2 separate regions of the Homo sapiens genome follow, and region 2 is linked to region 1. The links are chromatin contacts, found by Hi-C or POLR2A ChIA-PET in ENCODE. All regions are on one chromosome and are shown on one strand. The core of a region is the stretch at or near the end of the contact, and the rest is flanking DNA. Distances in the headings are between cores, read along the strand shown.

Region 1 (6,442 bases), core at 1,075-3,574:
AAAATAAATATGCATTGAAAAGGCTAGTCTAGGAAACTGATTTGTTACCATGGACTATGTTTCTGTGTTCCATTCCTAATACAGTCATTGTGACGTGCCACGGTGGGGGAAAGGGAGGGATGGAAAGGCACAAAAAAATGAGACAAAGTTCCTTATTTTAAAAATTGGAGGAAAATACACAAAAAAATATTAAAGAACCACAGGGTATAATTACCAAGAGTTCATTTTGATCTACTATTTCAGATATTCAAGCTAAAGACTTTTGGCTTTCATAACTTATAAAAAATACAGCTGCAAAAGTCAATCCAAAAACTGTAGGCAACTCAACACACTGCAACTGCAAAGCAGTTGGATTTGAAGGAGGAGTTTCTGCCTTCCGATTTTGGCTGCTAAGGAACATTTCAAGATCATCACAACTTGATCTGTTTTGTTTATGAAACGCCTAATATTGTGCCATGAAAATGCATCTTATTAAGCACAGATAATGGTACTTGAAAACTACTTGCAAAAATACTTTTTGGTTATAACCTGCCACTTTAGCAATTGGTTGATGGTTTTAAGTGCAAGTTCACAAAAAGAGATTTTTATCAATTTCAGAAATCTGTTTCTCAAAACGGATTTGTCAAAAACTTGCTTTTTCAAATGTATCATCTTTTAGATCTAAAGATTGACATTCAGCCATACTACTGTACTATAGTGGTTGAATAGTGTCTTCCCTAAAAATTCATGTCCCCAGAAGCTCACAGTGTGGCCTATTTGAAAATAGGGTTTGTAGATCAAATTAAGTTGAGATCATACTGGATTAGGGTGAGTCCTAAATCCAACGACTAGTATCTTTATAAGAGGAAAGTGAGAGAGATTTGGACACCAAGTAACAAAAAAGACACAAAGGAAGAAAAAAGCCCTATGATGACAGGGCAGAGATTGAACCGATGCAGCACAAGCCTAGGGACCAAGCTGGGAACCATGAGAAGCCCGGGGAGGGGCATGGAATAGATTTTTCCCTCAGACCCCTCAGAATGAACCAATCCTGCCAACACCTTGATTTTGGACCTCTGGCCTCCGGAACTGTAAGAGAATAGATCTGTTGTTTTTAGCCACCGGGATTGCAGTACTTTGTTATATAGCAGTTCTAGGAAACTAACACATATACTGTTCCAAAGGAATTTCCATCCTAATATCTATTTTTGAAAGCATTTTACCATCAACAGTGTGAATAGATAGCACACCTTTGCAGAATCAATGTCAGCTCTTCAGAAATAACAAATCGTCAAAACACTAACCTGAACAAGACATCTGATATACATAAGTACAATGCAACATTCTGGTTTTCCACAATGGCATGACCTTTGCCAACTACCCTGTCAGTCAGTGTTTCCAAGGAAATCTAAAGCAAGAAAAATATGAACATTCTTGTCACATCAGATGAACAAAAATTTCTTTGTAAAACTGAAGATTCATAATGAAGGCCAACCACAAATTAAAGATGCAGCAGGCTCTACTGCTTCCATCATAGCGGAAACACTGTTAAAGCAGTTACTAAATCATAAAATACTACGGAATATATTTTCACTTAAGCAAGGATGGACTTAAAAGCCACTTGCTCAGGACCAGGCATGGTAGCTCATGCCTGTAATCCCAGCAATTTGAGGGGCCAAGGCAGGTGGATCACTTGAGATCAGGAATTCAAGACCAGCCTGGCCAACATCTCTACTAAACTCCATCCCTACTAAAAATACAAAAATTAGCTGGGCGTGGTGGTGGGCGCCTGTAATCCCAGCTACTTGGAAAGCTGAGGCAGGAGAATTGCTGGAACCTGGGAGGCAGAGGTTGCAGTGAGCTGAGATGGCGTGCCACTGCACTCCAGCCTGGGTGACAAAGCCAGACTCAGTCTCAAAAAAATAAAAAAAAAATAAAAGCCACTTTCTAAAGCGAGTGGGTTTCTTGCCATGTGTACATACATGCTGCATTTCTGCTATTCTGCTCACATTGGAGACCACTGAACCCACATCTTGCAGGTTCATGCCAGGCTCTGGGACCCTTGGATTATGGGAAACCCTAAGAAACTAGTTTAGTATCTCTCAGCATCAAGTCAGTCTTGCAGTTGTTCCCACTCTGATGTTCTGACACTGATGTAAAGAACTACCTGAGACTAAGTAATCTATAAAGAGGTTTAATTTACCACAGTTCCACAGGCTATACAGGAAGCTTGGCTGGAGAGGCCTCAGGAAACCTACAATCATGGCAGAAAGGTGAAGGGGAAGCAAGCACATCTTTGCATGGTGGCAGGAGAGCAAGCGAGCGAAGGAGGAAGTGCTACATACACACTTTTAACCAACAAGATCTTGTGAGAACTCTATCATGAGATAGCACTAGGGGGATGGTACTAAACCATTAGAAACCACCCTCATGATCCAATCAACTCCTGCCAGACCCCACCTCCAATACTTGGAATCACAATTTAATATGAGATTTGCGTGGGGACACAAATCCAAACCATATCAAGCCTGTTTTTTGTTGTTGTTGTTTTGAGGATGGAGTCTCACTCTGTCCCCAGGCTGGAGTGCAGTGGCATGATCTCGGCTCACTGCAACCTCTACCTTCTGGGTTCAAGTGATTCTCCTGCCTCAGCCTCCTGAGTAGCTGGGACTACAGGCACGTGCCACCATGCCCAGGTAATTTTTGTATATTTAGTAGAGATGAGGTTTCACCCTGTTGGCCAGGATGGTCTTGACCTCCTGACCTCATGATCCGCCCACCTCGGCCTCCCAAAGTGCTAGAATTACAGGCGTGAGATACTGCGCCCAGCCTTTTTCTTTTTCTTTCTGTTTCTGAGACGGAGTTTCGCTCTTTGTCACCCAGGCTGGAGTGCGATGGCATGATCTCGGCTTACTGCAACTTCCGCCTCCCAGGTTCAAGCGATTCTCGTGCTTCAGCCGTCCAAGTAGCTGGGATTACAGGCTTGTACCACCACGCCCAGCTAATTTTGTATTTTTAGTAGAGAAGGGGTTTCTCCATGTTGGTCAGGCTGGACTCGAACTCCCGACCTCAGGTGATCTGCCTGCCTCGGCCTCCCAAAGTGCTGGGATTACAGGCGTGAGCCACCATGCCCGGCCCAAGTCTGTTTCTTAATCATTAAATTCTGAGCCACTCCACTCACTCTCAAGCAGCCTAATTCACTTTCTTGTTTCTCTATCAGGTAACTTCAAATACTTTTACAATTGAAGGTCTATGCCTGAACCCTAGGGCCCACGTCTCAGTCTTAGACCCTTCTATCATTTGCCACTGTTCCCTGAGGTCACCTGATAGCTCACATCTTTGCATATGGCAGTAGATCTCCGATGCCATGCAGATCTCCCTGGTACTGATTGGATCTGGACTTCTACCAATTACCACCCTTTGCCAAAAATTCCCTGTCCCTAAACTCTGCCTATGTGCTACAGTTTGACACCTACTGAATCTCACTCATATTGACTGTTCACATACCTGGACTCATTCCTATTGCCCATTTCTGGGAATCTGCTCCTGACTGTTTACCTGGATTCCAGTCAGTAAAATCCCCTGGGTATTCACCAAATTAAATCTTCAACAAAGTGTAATCTAAACTATAATTATGAACTTTAGAAAAAGTTCTCTAGATCCTGGTCTCCAGATTATATATGCCCCATTATTTCATTTTGAACTGTGTTGGACATTAACTGCCATGCAAGCTTGTGGGTGCATTTAAAGAGGTCTAGGCTCTTTCCTGATAAAACAGGATTTAGCTTTGAAAAGTAGGCCTAGTTGATATGAACAAGAATTCTAAAAATGTATGTATACATTGATATTTTATGACACCAAACTAATTCATATCAAAAAATGGGGGGGAATTAAAATTATTTCTAACATGAAGAAACTGGAAATAATGAGAAGATAAAGAGACAACAACCCAAGTCTCCAGTCCACTGCTGGAAACTGAACTCTCAATAAAAAGTGAGAAAATCTGGAAAAAGACCTGAGAAGTCTAATATCAAATTCAGGAAAAAGAGAAAACATTAAACTAATTAACTATTTAATTTATGGAGGAAAGTTTATCAAAAACAACAGAAATGCAGACTTTAAAACAACAAAGAATAACTTTCATACGTTTGTTAGGATTGTAGAGAAACAACATTGCTTTGTAAATATAAATAAGAACTCTTCCAACAAGAGGAGTTGTTTTCCCTGATATTACCTAATGAGAGCCAAAAGAGGAATACTATCCTTAGAATTTAAAGATGTTAGAGCTTAAAAGGATGTAAGATATTATCAAATCTTATTCTACCTCATTTCTCATATGGAGAAAGGTAGAACAGATCCTGAGAGAGAGAGTGACGTGTCCCAAGTCCCTCAATTTATCTTACCCAATACTTTTCACTTTATCTACATTAGAATGAGATACATAAGACTGTAGACCATATGATCTGTTCATATAAGAAAAATTTAAAACATGAACTGCACTTAGAAATTTATTTAACTAAAGATTTTGGTAAGCACAATTTTAAGCACATTTCAGGTGCTACTGTACATTAAATAAACTGTTAACTTTTATCTCTAAAAAGCCAGGTAATGCCTCATGTTACAATTTCTTGATTTTAAAGGGTTTCTAGGTATGTGCTCATGATTAATATACAAAACATTTTGTTGGTGTTATTTCCATAAGAATCTAAAACAATTTTTACTATTTTAAAATAATGAGAGTGCTTTTCTTTCAAGCTTTCATGGTAATTCACCAGGAAGAGTAAACTTCATGACTCAGCTTTTTGTGCCCACTCACACATGCCTAAAAGGTCCACTGAAATTGCTTGCTATATTTTAAATTCCAGCTTGAAGTAGGACTCTTGTTTTTCTGAGGCTCACAAAGACTAGACTCACAGCTTAGTTCTATAGTGTCTATTTAGCTGTACTTAAAGCCTACATCAAGTACTTTATTGTCAAATAAAAAGCTATCTATGAGGAGCTTAGTAACTTAAGTAGCTCTCCAGAGTTTGGTAAATATTTTGTGTCTACTTTTGATCTCTATTGTCTAGGAAAGGTTCTGTCAAGTTGTAAAGTGCTAGAAAGTGTTATTTTAAACCTTTAAAAGGTAGTAAGAGTACTACAACCCTGGGATCCTTGGTTGCAACAAAGAAGCACAAAGCCAACTACTATAGTTTTCCAAAAACACCATTTCCTCAGTCCCTGCCCCAAGGAAATAAAAAAGCATCCAGGAAGTCCCATCTTTAAAAAATACTTAGCTATCAGCCTGGGGCTTCTAAAATTCAGGCCCTGAAAAAACGATAGGAAAGACTTCAAAGTCCATCCCTATTAATTAGGTTTAGAGGGAAATGACTCTTCCTAAAAAAAAGCCATCCCCGATTGTTGCTTTGCTCACCATACTTCTTCTTCTATTTTCTTTTTTTTTTTGAGACGGAGTCTTGCTCTGTCACCCAGGCTGGAGTGCAGTGGCGCGATCTCGGCTCACTGCAAGCCCCGCCTCCCAGGTTCACTCCATTCTCCTGCCTCAGCCTCCCGAGTAGCTGGGACTAGAGGCGCCAGCCACTATGCCCGGCTAATTTTTTGTATTTTTAGTAGAGACGGGGTTTCACCGTGTTAGCCAGGATGCTCACCATATCTCATACATTTGGACTGTTTTCCCCTCTCATCTCCATCCGTCCATCCAATATTTGTCCATACTTTGAATTCTTATTCAAAAGCCAACCCCTTCCATGGTGACTTTCCTAAGTTCCTCCATCTTAGCTCTCCCCGCAACCTTAGTGTTCAAATCACTTTGTCATAGTCTGTATTGCCTTTTAATTATCTGAGTATGTCTGTTGGCTCCAAGTAACTGGGTCAACATTTTTTCCTTTCTTTACTGTCCACTTAGAGTTACTCAATAAGGGTTTATTAACTCACTGAGGTGAGTAAGGCTCTTGACTCATAATACCCCCATTCTCTACTTGTCTTAGAATAAACCAGGACAGGGATTCTAGAGCAAACTCTGAAAACTGGGCTATTCGTGGTTTGATAAGACTGGCCAAGTATCCAAGATGGTTGAGGTAATGAATATTGTGACCTGAATATGAAATGTCTTAAGCTGACTGAAAAGTAATTACACAAAAAAAGTGTGAAGATATGAGAAGAGCATTATCGGTATCTGGAAATACTTAAAATAAGTAAATACATACATAAAAAGAGCAATTTCTAAAAATCTATATTTACCGCCATGTTTTGAGACCACGTACAAATAATGATACAAAAATGTTATCTTCAAACACCAAAGAAACTACTGATCCAATCAATCAGCAAATGCTAATTCAGGTGTTAGAAAAAGGTTATAAAGACTATTTAAGGCACAGCTCTGATTCCTGCCCTTAAGGACTTTCCAGTTTATTAATAATTGTGGAGAGAAGTAAACCGAATAAGCTATCTCGTAAGACAGTTT
Region 2 (6,442 bases), core at 2,531-5,030, 320 kb before region 1:
CCAACCTGGCCGCTGGCCACATACAGTGGAACCCAAGGAGGACTGCTGATGCTCTCTGATCATTTTCTGCAATGCGTTATGCCCTGGGAAATGAAAAGTGCTCCCTTCTTTCCATCCCCAGACTTTTCAGGAAGCAAGCACAGTCCTGACCTTCTAGATATATCTCCAGAGGCTCAACAGAAGCTGAGGAGTGAGGCAATTATTTGAAGAATTCAACCCCACTTCAGGCAGCTGTCTGAGCAGATTGATGCAACGGGAAGAGGCAAGACTGAGCGCCAGGACCTAGTTTCTCGTCCTGGTGCTGCCGCTCATTTGCTTTGTGACCTTGAGCAAATCAGTTTTCCTCTCGAGCCTCTAGTTTCTTTCTCCTCTGCACATCCATTTGTTATTTCTTCAACAAATACCTATTAAATGCATACTGGGCCATGCACCTGAGTATACCATGCTAGATTCAGGAACAAGCAACTATGGAGGATGAAAAATGTCCAGGAAGTCTTTGCACCTCCTCCTAACAAAAACTAGCACTACTTCTCTGTCCTTTGACTCTAGGATGACCTTGTAACTTGCTTTGACTAATGCTGCGAAAGTGACTCTTGACTTTTGCTCTCGCCCTCTTGGAACCCAGCTACCACATGAGGAAGCCCCAGCTAGTCTGCTGGAGAGGCCACATGGAGGAGAACTGAGCCTCCCTCACTGACAGCCTCCACCAACAGCCCATCAAGTTAGACTATGCAGTCCCAGTCAACAAGCCACTTGACCAAAAATGTAAGAGTGAGCCCAGCCAAAACCATCTGGAGCAGAAACAAGCCACCCTGCTGAGCCTTGACCAAACTGTCAACCCACAGAATTGTGAGCAATTACATGGTTGCAGTTTTCAGCTATTAAGTTGTGGTGGTGGCTTGTTATTGATATAATTAATGTTTATTGACAATTTCCAATGTGCCATTGACAATGCTAAATGTTTTACATATATAATTTCATTTATTCCTCCCATCAACCATGTGAGGCAGGTACTACTATTCAAATATCCATTTTACAGATGAGAACACTGAGGCACAGGAAGGAGAAGCAACTTGCTGAAGATCAAAGAACAGCTGGGTAGGGGAGCTGGGATATGAGGCCAGGCAGTCCAAGCTTCAGAGCCTACACTGGTAATTCACCACCACCTTACACAGAACCAAACAGACCTGGTTCTTGCCCTTACAGAGTTTATCATCTAGGTGGGAGACTGGCATTAAAGAAACACAGAAATAAATATACAATCACAAATATTGATGAGTGCTAGGAAGAAGACAGATGCTACGGTGTGTTCACAGAGAAGGCCTCTAGGGAGGCCCGAGGGTCAAAGGGGCAACCAGCTGAGCGAGCTGGGGCAAAGACCAGAGGATTAGAATGTGATTTTGCAATTTCTGTCAGCATAGATGTCCCCTGGGAAGCCTGGTAGAAATGCAAAAAAGACCTGGGCCTAATTCCCCAGAGGTTCTGATTTTCACCAGTCACCTCCAGATATTCTGATTTGCTGGCTTTGCTTGATTGGGAGCCTGATAATTCTTTTTGTTTTTGTTTTTCTTTCTTTCTTTCTTTTCTTTCCTTCCTTCTTTCTTTCTTTCTTTCTTTCTTTCTTTCTTTCTTTCTTTCTTTCTTTCTCTCTCTCTCTCTCTCTCTCTCTCTCTTTCTTTCTTTCTTTCTCTCTCTCTTTCTCTCTCTCTCACTCTTTCTTTCTTTCTTTTTGAGATGGAGTCTTGCTCAGTCACCTAGGCTGGAGTGTAGTTGTGCAATCTCGGCTCACTGCAACTTCTGCCTCCCGGGTTCAAGCGATTCTCCTGCCTCAGCCTCCCCAGTAGCTAGGATATTACAGGCATGTGCCACCACACCCGGCTAATTTTTGTATTTTTGGTAGAGACAAGGTTTCACCATGTTGGCCAGGCTGGCTGGTCTCCAACTCCTGACCTTGTGATCCGCCTGCCTCGGCCTCCTAAAGTGCTGGGATTACAGGCTTGAGCCACTGCACCCGGCCTTCTTTTTCGTTTTTAAACGTGCCCCCCAGCTGATTTTTCTCATAAGGGAAATTTGAGAAGTACAGCTCAGTAGTATCGTGTGAATAGATTAAACAAAATAGCTGCCCAGCCCCCATTCTGAGAGAGATTATGATCCATTTGGTCTGGGGTATTTTTTTTTGAGACAGAGTCTCACTCTGTCACCCAGGCTGGAGTGCAGTGGTGTGATCTCAGCTCAGTAGAGACAGGGTTTCACCATGTTGGCCAGGCTGTTCTCGAATTCCTGACCTCAGGAGATCCTCCCACCTTGGCCTCCGAAAGTGCTGGGATTACAGGTGTGAGCCACCGCATCCGGCCTTGGAGTGAATATTTTTAAAAGCTCTTTGGGTGATTCTAATGTGTGGCCAGGGCTGGGAAGTGATGTTGGAAGATTCTCCAAGGTCCAAGGCTGCTGCTTTTCTCTAGTTCTTTGGAGACACCAGGGCTGGGAAGTGATGTTGGAAGATTCTCCAAGGTCCAAGGCTGCTGCTTTTCTCTAGTTCTTTGGAGACACCAGGGCTATCTGGGGCTTCTGAAGCTCTCCCTTTGGTGATTTAATACTGTGGAGACCCAGAACAGAGCCTGAGGTCAACCTTTGCTCCAGACGGGGCTCTGACTGAACAGGCCCAGTAGACCCCTCCTCACAGACTACCCTCCCCCCGTAACATTCCCAGGGGCTCCCTCTGGCTCCCACATTCCCTTTAATTTTCATTTGCTTTAAAGTGGAGAATTCCTTTAATTGCAGGGAGAAAATGACTACCACTTGCAAATATTTGTCCTCCTCTAGGGCCCTATAAGGCAGCTCCTTCATTTTATTCTCTTCCTTTGACACCTTGCTCAGGGCCTCTCGGAGCTCATATTCCCCACTCTCTGGAGAATGATGCCATCTGTGGGGTGACCCATAAGAAGGGCCCATGGTGCCTGGATGGTTTCTTATCTGGCTTCCTCCTCTTCTTCCAAATAAGGCAGGAGGGTCACCGGGAGTGCCACCTGATGCAGCTTGATTTAGACCAGAGAGTATGAAAGAATCCACTCTTGGCTTGGGGCCCACCAGCCGCAGGCCTGAAGAAAGCTTGCTGTAGGCGAGGAGGCAGAGAGAGAAGGGCGCTGGCCCAGAATGCTACAGCCCCTTGTGAGTGGCGCAGCATGGGCTTGAGCATGCAGAGGTAGCACGTTCACGGCACAGGCGTGAGAAATGCCTCCTCCCGACAGCCTTGTCCCTCCATTCCAGTGTGGCTGATGGTCGCCACATAGAGGATTGCCACGAGAATTCAGAGTTCGTGGTGGGGTCTGGGGCATGGCGGGGACTCCCTAAAGGAGTTTTCATTCCTCTTTGCTAGGACAGACACAGAAATAAACTTGATGCCCGAGGAGGAAGACAGGGCCCCAGGAAATACCCTTCTTTAGGGGCTGGGAGAGACTCCAGTAGTTGCGGCCCATCCCTGGAGGCCCCAGCTCTCTCTCCAGTCCCCAGGAGCTGAGAGGTCAGCCCTGCCCACTCCTGTCTCACACAGAGGACCCTCCAAGCTGGCTGTATGGGAACAGCCTTGCCCACACATGATCCAGATGGTTGCCCAGAGGAGGGGATGGCCGAGGGAAGGGTGAGGCCTGACCAGTGATGAAAGAATGAAGAGAATGAGGTACTGACTCATTCTCTGGCTCCTGCTCTAGGAAGGAAAAGGACTTATTTGCGGGTGGGGGTGTGGCTGGAGCCAGGCCAAAGGGTGCAGTGAGAAATGAGGTGCCTCTGGCTCACGGATAAATCCTCCTGGGAAGTGGGGCCAGTTTACGAAACCCAGCAACTTGATTGACGGTCTCTTCTTTCTTCTAACTCATCCTTCTAACTGGGAGCAGTAGGAGGAATTCCAAAGACCAAGGCAGGCAGCCTTTCTTGAGTTCTACTGCACATCCAGCCCTAGGCCAATTCTGGTGTGGACACCATCCCTTCAGAGTGACAGGATGAACTTGGGGTTCAGCATCTGCTTGGGCAGAGCGAGTGTTGGCCGCTGTGCCTTGTTCTCTCTCCCCACCTTTCTTTCCTCCCACCCACCCCTACCTCACCAAGCCAAGTATGGACTGTATCTGGGACAAATTTTTCTGTATAGATCAAACAGTTCCAAATAGCACAAAGGCAAAGGCACTTACGGGTTAGTAGTGGGCCTCCTCGGTATCTGTTTGTATGAGTTAATTTGCATGAGGGTAGATAGGCCTCTAAGGAGGAAGTTTGGTGAGAGGTTAAGCATGGAGTACAAAGGAGCAAGGGGCCTGAGTCTCATTCTCTGTATTGCTGGAATGGTGGATGTGACTGAAAAAAAAAATTTTTTTTTTCTTTCTTTTCTTTCTTTTTTTTTTTTTTTTTGCTTAATGCAAAAACGGAATTTACTGACTTTAGAATGGAAGTCCAAGGGGTGTGGCTGGTTTCAGACAAGACTTAATCAGGGGCTCTAAACAATGTCACCAAAACTTCATGTTCTCTGTTATCTTTCGGCTCAGCTCTTCTCCAGGTGACAGCTCGATCACTGGCTGGTTCCACCCCATGGGGGCAAGATGACTGCAGAAGCTCCAGGCCTCACACCCTCTCACCAGGGCAAAGAACTAGTTCAAAAGTTCTGGAACTGAGTTTCATTGGCTCTGATTTGCCTGCCTTCGGTCATGTACCCATCCCTTAACCAATAACTGTGGCAGGGGGGTAGAGGGTACTGATTGCAGGATCATAATCTCCACTCCCAGATCTGAGTGTCTGGGAAGGGGATGTGTATAGGGAGCCTGGTCATGGTGCTGATGGGGGCAGTTTCACCGGAATCATATAAACTGAGCTGAGGCTTTTATTGCAAGTGAGTGAATGGGGACAGGCTAGCAGGAAACACTGGCCCCTTACTCCCTTTAGAGAGGAGGCTGCAGGGAAAAGCTGAAAAGGCTTCTTTGGAGCCCAGCTTACAAATTGGGACACACAGTAGGGAGAGGAGCTTTCTGCCTCTTTCAATTCAGAGCACAAAACCGTTTTGCCTCGGTAGGCACTGAGGACTGCCATACTGGCCAGCACCAGGGGTCACACCTTAAATAGAGAAACAGGGGCCTCATGGAGCAGCCCAGGCAGGGAGTAAGGCAAGGTCCTGCCGCAGTTGCCCAGTGCACAGCCGACAGCAACAAAGAGGTCAAGTGGAAGACACATTAGCAGGCTGGCTGCGGGCACTTACAAGACACCCGAGGGACTTCCAGAGATGACTTGGGCAGACTCGGGAGCGAGTCCAGTGAGGTCCCATATCAGAGAGGAAAGCAGCATCCCTGCACCCTGTGTGGGAACATTAGTAGCCTGTGATGGAAAGAGCTTCAGAATGGGGACCAAAAAGGCAGATTCCAGTTGCCAGGCCACTTGTTAGCCATATGACTTTGGGCAAGTCATTCTCCCTTTTCTGGCCTCACTTTATTCCTCTGTGAAATGGGGGTGATACACCCACCTCTGGTTGATGGGGGAATCTGGTGAGATGGGTAGATGAAAGCAGTGGGGGAAAAGCTAATGCGCCGCCCTCGGGGCAGGGCCTGCAACACTTCCTATCCTGGTCACCGGAAGCCCTAAGGCCTAGACCCAAGGGCCATATATTCGTGCCCCAGAGGCATTCACAGCAAAGGGAAAAGCATCCAGAGGAACGAGCCCCACAGGCACCCTGTGGAAGCTGCTCCTCGTGGAGGCCCTGGGGGTGAGGCACTCAGCCAGGGATGTGGGCAGCTCCTCGGGGCACTCTCCTGCCCTTCCACTGAGTCAGAGGAAGGGACCCAGGCTGGGCATGAGCCTTGCAGGTTCTACTAGTTACTGAGGAGGGGAAGGGGGAGGGCTAAAGGCAGAAGGAAAAACACACAAACAACAGACACACCCACCCTCTCCACAAACAACCCCCTCCTAGAGGCCCAGGGCACAGATGCAAATCAAGGCCTGGGAAAGTGAAGTCACCACCTCCGCACTAGGGAAGAGCTCCCCAGGCCTCATCCACACTTCCTCCCCTAGCCTCTCCCTACCGCCCACATAGCAGGGCCCTTGGGCAGGGATTGCTTGTTTTCCAGAATGGTCTTGGTTGCAGGGACCCAGGCCTCCTCCAGCCCCTCTGGGTAGCTTAGACTCTCTACTCCCCAAATTTGGGTTTCCTCTGCTTCCTTCCCAGGGAGGTGTCTGTACTCTCACCCCTGCTACCCGAGTCAGTGTCCTGGAGAGCTGGCTGGTGGAAATGTCTTCTCTGTACCATGCTTGGCCTTTCAGGTCCACCTATTCATCATCTGGTAGTGACTAGAAACATTCCTTTCCGTATTTGCCCCAGGCCAGGCAGCTTGCCTGGACTTACAGGAGAGGGGCCATTCTGCTCAGCCTGCACTGGAGGCCAGCAGAGATCTCAGCTCCAGCCCACAGGGAACAG

Evidence for each region. A loop is a pair of places that touch in the nucleus more often than their neighbours do. ChIA-PET counts read pairs that join two places held with the same protein, here RNA polymerase II (POLR2A). Pooled maps may share reads with other maps.
Region 2: a map of natural killer cell shows a loop between it and region 1 (2.5-fold over the local background). The contact joins two enhancer-like sites. A Hi-C loop is called at or near these places in 1 of 168 maps with a recorded cell type or tissue (natural killer cell) and 7 of 50 pooled maps. POLR2A ChIA-PET finds 5 or more read pairs at or near these places in 1 of 52 experiments (activated naive CD4-positive, alpha-beta T cell).

Annotation. Positions count from the first base shown.
Region 1 is chr10:110,082,498-110,088,939 of GRCh38, reverse strand. The region is part of intron 1 of ADD3 (adducin 3); the gene reads right to left. Among named protein-coding and RNA genes, the nearest start is that of ADD3-AS1, 77 kb to the right of the region's middle. RefSeq lists an enhancer at 2,031-2,180. Within about 2 kb of position 2,324, at least 6 of the 41 ENCODE cell types and tissues checked have a DNase peak (open chromatin) inside an H3K27ac peak, as active enhancers do.
Region 2 is chr10:110,407,854-110,414,295 of GRCh38, reverse strand. No RefSeq gene overlaps it. Among named protein-coding and RNA genes, the nearest start is that of DUSP5-DT, 85 kb to the left of the region's middle. RefSeq lists enhancers at 1-52, 3,130-4,329. Within about 2 kb of position 3,780, at least 17 of the 41 ENCODE cell types and tissues checked have a DNase peak (open chromatin) inside an H3K27ac peak, as active enhancers do.